Linked DNA regions of Homo sapiens: regions 1 and 2 are each linked to region 3. The links are chromatin contacts, found by Hi-C or POLR2A ChIA-PET in ENCODE. All regions are on one chromosome and are shown on one strand. The core of a region is the stretch at or near the end of the contact, and the rest is flanking DNA. Distances in the headings are between cores, read along the strand shown.

Region 1 (2,700 bases), core at 171-2,670, 3.5 Mb after region 3:
AGTCTTTTTTTTTTTTTTTCTTCTTGACAATGTCTTGCTCTGTTGCTCATGCCTGAGTGCAGTGGCCTGATCATAGCTCACAGCAGCCTCGACCTCTCGGGCTCAAGCAATCCTCCCACCTCACCCTCCGGAGTAGCTGGGGCTACAGGCACAAGCCACGATGCCTAATTTTTCTACTTTTTGTAGAGACGTAGTATCACTATATTGCCCAGGCTGGTCTGGAACTCCTGGTCCCAAGCGATCCTCCCGCCTCCGCCTCCCATTTAACTTCTCTAAAGCTGTTTCTTTAGCATGGGACATGCCTCACAGGCTGGTGTTAAAACCAAATGAAATACTGCAAAGTGAAAGTGCTTTGAAAAACCGAAGACAGGCAGGGCATGGTGGCTCACTCCTGCAATCCCAGCACTTAGGCAGGCGGGAGGATCACTTGAATCCGGGAGTTGGAGGTTGCAGTGAGCTGTGATCGCGCCACTGCGCTCCAGCCTGGGCGCCAGAGCGAGACAGTGTCTCAAAAAAAAGAAAAGAAAAAGAATTATTATTGAGAGTTTTGTTGTAGCTGTGAGCTTAGAGGAAGAAGCGAGGTCCAACCCAAGAAACACTTTGGGCACCAAATAAAACTGGAAACCCTGATCCCAAAACTCACACAAAAGTGAGAGATAAGGATGAATCAAGAAACCCTTGGACAAGATCAAAAGAAGCATTAGAGGTCAGTCAAGAATGTCACTTTCCTGGCAGGAAAGATTCGATGTGGAGAAAGCCGGCCCGGCGCAGTGGCTCATGCCTGTAATCCTAGCACTTTGGGAGGCCGAGGCAGGAGGATCACTTAAGCTTACAGTTCGAGACCAGCCTGACCAACATAGTGACCAGGGTCACTTCTTGGCAGGGTCTCCAAAATTCTTACTGAGAGACATTTAATGCACCGAAGGGCTTCATATCCGACGTTTTTGCTCCGGGGGTCAACCTAAAGCAGGAAGCTGCGCAGCTGAGCGTCCGCACCCCCGGTCCCTCAGGAACCCAGCCAAGTCAGCCGACATCCGCTCCTGACCTCAGGCGCCTCCTGGCGGGTGCTGCTGCACGCACCTGCGGGACGTGGACCTCCAGGACAGCCCCGTCGGCCCCCGGACCCGGCTCCTCCGAGAATCGAAAGCGCTGGGCCCGGACCCCCTGTCCTCGGAAATCGTGCTCGCCCAGTAGGGCGTCGTTGGGCCCCGGGCGGGCGGGGGACCGCGGAAGGCTCCGGGCTGCCAGACTGCGCGAGCGGGAAGCCGCGGGCCACGTGGCCGTAGCACCTGACGGCAAGAAGGGGAAAGCCCAGATCTGGTGATAACCCTGCCGCGCTGCGAGCGAAGAAAGCCCGGAGCAAGGCGAAAGAGACTCACACGCGCAGAACTGGCAACGGGCGGCTGGCGCGACCGGAAGTGATGGGCACAGCGGCAGCGCGGGAGGGGAGGGGCGGGGCGGGGCGGGGCGGTGACGCAGCCGACGTGACCTTCCCAACATGGCGGAGGCCCGCCGTATGTGAAGGAGTACCCCAGGGGAGCCAAAGCCAATGGAAAACCGCGAGAGGCGTCGGGGCGGGGAAGACGGCGGCCGCTTGCCCAACCCGAGGCTCGGGAGGTGGCTGGGGAGTGAATTTTCTGGAAGGCGACTTTAAAGGCGCCGGGACTGAGCGAAGGGCGTTTGGGTACTGCCGTCGCCGCCGCCCAGGCCGGGGAGGGGTGCGTTAGTGTCAGGAAGCGGGCTGCGCCGAGGTCGTAGCGGAACCAGCTGGCGACCCCGCAGAATGAACCACAAGAGCAAGAAGCGCATCCGCGAGGCCAAGCGGAGTGCGCGGCCGGAGCTCAAGGACTCGCTGGATTGGACCCGGCACAACTACTACGAGAGCTTCTCGCTGAGCCCGGCGGCCGTGGCGGTGAGCGGGTCGGGCGGGGGTGGCCAGGCCGGGCATCGGCACCTCCAGCCGCTACGCACCTTTCTCTGGGCCCGAGGCTGCCCTCGCCCCGAGCGCCCGGGACCTCGTAGAGGCTCACCCGCACCCCGCGGAGTTTGGGGTCCCCGAGGCGCGGATTCCGGGGCGGGTCTGCTTCCTCCCGTGCTGTGGCCGCCCGTCTGCTCTGGCGGACGACGGGAGTCCCACGCCTGTGGCGCTCTCAACTAGAAGGCCCGTCGTCCCTGACTCCTTTGGGCGGCGGGTCCCCTAGGGGACCTGGCTGTCAAGGCTCATGGGGGGTGGCTCTAGGAACGACGTGGCCTCACGCACGCGCCCTGCCCCCACCCCGGAGGAGCCAGACGAGAGTCAACTTCCTTCGGTTTGTCATTACCAGTTGGCCTTGGGGACACCCTTATCTGCCACTGGACTTTTTTTTTTTTTTTAACTGGACAGGTCTTTTTTAATTCCCTCAGGATAACGTGGAAAGGGCAGATGCTTTACAGCTGTCTGTGGAAGAATTTGTGGAGCGGTATGAAAGACCTTACAAGCCCGTGGTTTTGTTGAATGCGCAAGAGGGCTGGTCTGCGCAGGAGAAATGGACTCTGGAGCGCCTAAAAAGGAAATATCGGAACCAGAAGTTCAAGTGTGGTGAGGATAACGATGGCTACTCAGTGAAGATGAAGATGAAATACTACATCGAGTACATGGAGAGCACTCGAGATGATAGTCCCCTTTACATCTTTGACAGCAGCTATGGTGAACACCCTAAA
Region 2 (2,700 bases), core at 22-2,521, 3.2 Mb after region 3:
GTCTTTAGACAAACTCAGCCAAAAAATTGTCAACCAAAAAATCTTTAAATTCACGTATAGCCCGGAATCCCACCCCCGGCTTTGAGTTGTCCCGCCTTTCTGGACCACACACATGTATTTTTTTTTTTTTTTTTTCTTTTTGAGACAGAGTCTCGCTCTGTCACCCAGTGCAATGGCACAACCTCGGCTCACTCCAACCTCTGCCTCCTGGGTTCAAGCGATCCTTCTGCCTCAGCTTCCCGAGTAGCTGGGATTACGGGTGCCTGCCACCATACCCGGCTAATTTTTGTATTTTTGCAGAGATGAGGTTTCACCATGTTGGCAAGGCTGGTCTCAAATTCTTGACCTCAAGTGATCCTCCTGCCTCGGCCTCCCAAAGTGCTGGGATTACAGGAGTGAGCCACTGTGCCCAGCCCCAATGTATTTCTTTTTTTTTTTTTTTTTTTTTTGAGACAGAGTCTCACTCTGTCGCCCAAGCTGGAGTGCAGTGGCACAATCTTGGCTCACTGCAAACTCCCGGGTTCACACCATTCTCCTGCCTCAGCCTCCCGAGTAGCTGGGACTACAGGTGCCTGCCAACACGCCCAGTTAATTTTTTGTATTTTTTTTTAGTAGAGATGGGGTTTCACCCTGTTAGCCAGGATGGTCTCAATCTCCTGACCTCATGATCCACCCACCTCAGCCTCCCAAAGTGCTGGGATTATAGGCATGAGCCACCGCGCCCAGCCAGCCCCAATGTATTTCTTAAATGTATTTGATTGATGTCTCATACCTCTCTAAAATGTTTAAACCAAGCTGCGTCCTGACCACCATGGGCAAATGTTCTCAGGACCTCCTGAGGGCTGTGTCTCTGGCCATGGTCACTCATATTTGGCTCAGAATAAATCTCTTCAAATATTTTATACACTTCGACTCTTTTCATCAACAATCATCACCCAGGGCAAAGTTATTCCCAGAGCCACTTCCATAACTGATGGCTGCAAGATCCAGGCTCTCTAAAGGGAGGCTGAGGACAGTGACCCTAGGAAACAATCATTTTTCTTTTTGTCCAACAATGCAAGCCACTTCCTCTCTCTGCAACCAAGAATGCGTTTCCTTTCCGGAGCTCAGTCAACCAGTGTAATTACTCGAGCAGAAAAGTCACCTTTCAGAGCTTGGTGTTCTGAGACAGGAAGGCTTCTTATGTATTCCTTGGAAGACAAAGAATGTTCCTCAATGAAAACCGGGTAAACAACTCCATGCCTCTATTCTGGGTAACATGACAAAAGTTAAAAGGAAGCAGTTGGCCTGAAGTCAGTTCCAACTATTGTGTTGCTTGCACAGAAAGTACGGAATTAAAAAGCATGGGGGAGTCCAGTGGATTCCAAGAAAATGTTTGCGAGCCTACAAATTATGATGAATTATGATGCTATTTTCAAAAAAAGAGGCATATTAGGATATCAGCATTTTACGCATTTAGTTAATGTAACAGCTAACAGTCTGCTAAACTGTGGTGAGGCTGGGGACTCTAGTGGCTGGAAATGAGTAGATGCTAAGTACTGGTAGACTGTTTTGTTCCTTTTAGAACATATGGAACGGCATATCCTTCCAAGGCTGAGCATTAAACAATAAAAGCTACAGAAAGCAAAGAGAAAATATACCTTTGAACAGTTAGTTTCAGTTCGTTCTCTTTCAGAGTGTTAAACAAAAATCATAGGAGGCCCTTGTTTTGGACTAAACTCCTGCACTAGGCCCCAAAAGACCAGACAAAAATCAAAATGGAGTCACCCGTGCTCAGCAAACCAACACTGAGTTGTTATCTGACTTCCCAAGAAATCAGGCGAGAGAAATAGCAGCCTAATTTCCCAAGGAGGCCAGTTTCAGTCTCAAGTCAGCATGCTAATGAAGTTCCCTCTGTTTTAACCCTTACAACAAACAGTAACTTGGTGGGCTCTGTGACCCACGCCTATGATCCCAGCACTTTGGGAGGCCCAGGCAGGAGGATCACGTGAGGCTGGGAGTTTGAGACCAGCCTGGGCAACATAGCAAGATATCATCTCTATAAGAAAAAAGAGATGTAACTGTGACTGGTTATCTTTTTCTTGTTGTCTTTGTATTGTCCTGTATCTCTTCCTGCCTTACAAAGAATTTAACTTTGAAATGACCAATATGCTTTTTGTTCTGTTTCTGCTTTCTTCAGCCCTTAGTCTATAAAGCCAAACCCCAGGCTGGGTGCGGTGGCTCACGCCTGTAATCCCAGCACTTTGGGAGGCCAAGGCAGGATGATCACCTGAGGTCAGAAGTTTGAGTCCAGCCTGACCAACATGGTGAAACCCCATCTCTACTAAAAATACAAAAATTAGCTGGTGTGGTGGCTGGCACCTGTAATCCCAGCTACTTGGGAGGCTGAGCCAGAAGACTCGCTTGAAACCGGGAGGCAGAGGTTGCAGTGAGCTGAGATCAAGCCACTGCAGTTCAGCCTGGGTGACAGAACCAAACTCTGTCTCAAAAAAAAAAAAAGAAACAGATGACATATACATTCTTTTTTTTTTTTTTTTTTGGAGACAGAGATGAATGTATATATACATGTCAGCTGTTTCTTTTTTTTTGAGACAGAGCCTGGCTCTGTCGGCCACACTGGAATGCAGTGGCATGATCTTGGCTCACTGCAACTTCCGCCTCCCAGGTTCAAGCGATCCTCCTGCCTCAGCCTCCTGAGTA
Region 3 (2,700 bases), core at 106-2,605:
TGGCTCCCACCGTACCTCCTCCCCTCCACACTCTACCTGAAACAACCACCAGTGGACACTCCCTCCCTCAAACACCTTCAATGACTCCCCACCGCCCAGGCCTCTTTCTTTCCACCCGAAGTGTTTCCTTCTCCAATGCTACACTGGGGAACCACAGACCAGAAAACTCGAAAAATCCTCCAAAAAGCATTTTTTGTTTGTTTGACAGTTTCACCCAGGCTGGAGTACAGTGGGCAATCTCAGCTCACTGCAACCTCCGCCTCCCGGGCTCTAGCGATTCTCCCGCCTCAGTCTCCCAAGTAGGTGGAGTTACAGGCATGCGCCACCACACCCGGCTAATTTTTTGTGTTTTTAGTAGAAACGGGGTTTCATGTTGGCCAGGCTGGTCTCGAACTCCCGACCTCAGGTGACCCACCCGCCTTGGCCTCCCAAAGTTTTGGGATTACAGGCATTAGCCACTGCGCCCGGCCCCCTAAAGCATCTTATTGTTCCATCTGCTCTAGGGGCCGGAAGACACAAGAGAGAGCCCCAGGCACCCAACACTGTTGCATTCAATCCGCTTCCTGTCTTTTCTCTGACATTTTTTCCCAAGCACAGACACTGCCACCCAAATCAAAGCCCATCCCCCAACCACAACCAAAGTCAACAAGGTGGGGGCAGGGAAGGGCCACCACCATGTTTGCACAGCTCCTTCCCCTCCCGCCCTGGACTCCCCCAGGGCCCGGCCCGCCGGCTTGCAGGCAGCCATCCGGGAGGGGTGCCCACCCTGGCCTTGAGCCCCGCGCTCGGGCGACTTCGCCAAGTCGGAAGGACGCTGCGCGGTGCGGTTCAGACGGGGCGATGCCTCCCTCGTAAAAGTTAGGAGTCTGTTTTTGCAACTTCACTTTTCCGTTGTTGCCATTCGTACAGGCGCAGGATTCCCGGGCGGACCTGCAGGCCCGGGTCCGGCTGTCCCCTTCCACTACACCCCCCGTGCCCCGGCCACTTCCCGGGGGCAGCACTGCCGGGGCGCAAAGCCTCCTCCGCGCTCTGCGCTCCGGGGATGTCGCCGGGGTCCCAGGCGTGCCCGCTGCCCCCACCCCGACCCCTCCCGCAGCCGGGGAACAGGGTCAGTGGGCGCCGCGGGCGGGGCTGGACCGGGCACCCCGGCGGCGAAACCGAAACTTGGAGCCGGCAGGAAGAGGCGGCCGGGAGGGGCATCCGGACGCAGGCGCCGCTCCCCGGGACCCGGCCCGCCGGCCCGCGGGGCCCACTGTATCCTAGCCCGCTCCCCGCCCCGGGAGACTCTCCAGGCCCGCTCGCACCTGCGGCCCCCGAGCTCGCCGCCTGCCGCGCGCTGTCGCCCCTCGGGTCACGGGGCCCTGGGCCCCGCCCTGCCCGCCGCCGCCGCCGCCGGCCCCGCCCTGCCCGCCGCCGCCGCCGCCGGCCCCGCCCTGCCCGCCGCCGCCGCCGCCGGCCCCGCCCTGCCCGCCGCCGCCGCCGCCGGCCCCGCCCTGCCCGCCGCCGCCGCCGCCGGCCCCGCCCTGCCCGCCGCCGCCGCCGCCGGCCCCGCCCTGCCCGCCGCCGCCGCCGCCGGCCCCGCCCTGCCCGCCGCCGCCGCCGCCGGCCCCGCCCTGCCCGCCGCCGCCGCCGCCGGCCCCGCCCTGCCCGCCGCCGCCGCCGCCGGCCCCGCCCTGCCCGCCGCCGCCGCCGGCCCCGCGCAGGCGTGTGCGGAATTCCCCGCCGGTGGCGCCTCCCAGTGACTCCGGGCCCCCAGCCCCCGGGAGGCGCCTCGGGCCGCTGCGCGCCGGGTACAGACGCGGGAGGGGCCTCGGTTCCCGCCAGGCGTGGGGCGCATGCGGGTCTCCCGGAAGCCCAGACCCCGGGCAGGCCCGAGCAGCCGAGTGGGGCGGGACAGGCGCGCCCCCCGCCCCGGCGCCCAGCACCTCGGACAGTGTCTGCGGCCGCGCAGAGCCGGCGGCCAGCCTGGGAGCGGCCCAGAGGGCGCCCGGCGGGTGCAGTGGACGTCGTCAGCGCGCCGCGTGGGGGCCTTTGCAGATTAAGGGACCTCCGCGGCCCCGCGCGGAGCGCTCTGTCACTGATGATGGAGGGGCCACGGCGGTCCGCACCATCCCCCGTGCCTCAGTTTTCCCATCTGTGAGGCTCATGGTGTGACCAGGGACCTCCGTTTTAAAATCACCCACTTTCTTTTTCTTCCTTCTCCTCTCACCCCTTCATCCCGTCCCTCTCTGGACACTGCGCCCCTCTGCGCATTCCAGAGGGGACCCTCATCCTGAAACAATTCCCGGCGCGGAACCCCAGCTGAATGCTCCTGCTTGGGGCGGGGGGTCGCCAACAATTAGTCCAACATCCTCGACAGCCACCCCTCCTAACCGACAACTGCCCACGACAGCCATGGGAACAAGACACAGACCCTGCCCTTACCCCACTCCCCACGGTGCCCACGGCAAGTTTCCCTAGAAGAACTCGATGGCAGCCTGGGCAACATAGAGAGACCCCATCTCTACAAAAAAAATCATTTAAAAAAATTAGCTGGGCGTGGTGGTGCACCTGAAGAGGCTGAGGCAAGAGGATCGTTTGAGCCCAGGGAGCTCCAGGCTGCAGTGAGTCGTGATCATACCACTGCACTCCAGCCTGGATGACAAAGTGAGATCTTGCCTCAAAAACTAACAAACACACAAAACCTGAGGATAAATTTTT

The links. Hi-C counts contacts between places; a loop is a spot of excess contacts on that map. ChIA-PET counts read pairs that join two places held with the same protein, here RNA polymerase II (POLR2A). Pooled maps may share reads with other maps.
Region 1: a pooled map shows a loop between it and region 3 (18-fold over the local background). The contact joins the promoter of METTL23 here to the promoter of RNF213 in region 3. A Hi-C loop is called at or near these places in 2 of 37 single-sample maps with no recorded cell type and 9 of 50 pooled maps. POLR2A ChIA-PET finds 5 or more read pairs at or near these places in 1 of 52 experiments (B cell).
Region 2: a loop to region 3 is called in a pooled map, with 3 times the contacts of the local background. The contact joins the enhancer-like site here to the promoter of RNF213 in region 3. A Hi-C loop is called at or near these places in 1 of 50 pooled maps.

What each region holds. Positions count from the first base shown.
Region 1 is chr17:76,725,559-76,728,258 of GRCh38, reverse strand. METTL23 (methyltransferase 23, arginine) reads right to left here and starts at 1,420. Exons shown (of 5, transcript NM_001080510.5): 1 at 1,081-1,420. It overlaps JMJD6 (jumonji domain containing 6, arginine demethylase and lysine hydroxylase), which reads left to right and starts at 1,653. Exons shown (of 6, transcript NM_015167.3): 1 at 1,653-1,912; 2 at 2,404-2,700. The coding sequence starts at 1,784. RefSeq lists enhancers at 1-520, 1,151-1,780 and silencers at 1,040-1,489, 1,600-1,729.
Region 2 is chr17:77,108,627-77,111,326 of GRCh38, reverse strand. It overlaps a transcript of SEC14L1 not described here. Among named protein-coding and RNA genes, the nearest start is that of MIR6516, 21 kb to the right of the region's middle. Within about 2 kb of position 1,271, at least 8 of the 41 ENCODE cell types and tissues checked have a DNase peak (open chromatin) inside an H3K27ac peak, as active enhancers do.
Region 3 is chr17:80,259,507-80,262,206 of GRCh38, reverse strand. RNF213 (ring finger protein 213) reads right to left here and starts at 1,355. Exons shown (of 68, transcript NM_001256071.3): 1 at 1,305-1,355. RefSeq lists silencers at 478-617, 998-1,347, 1,627-1,976.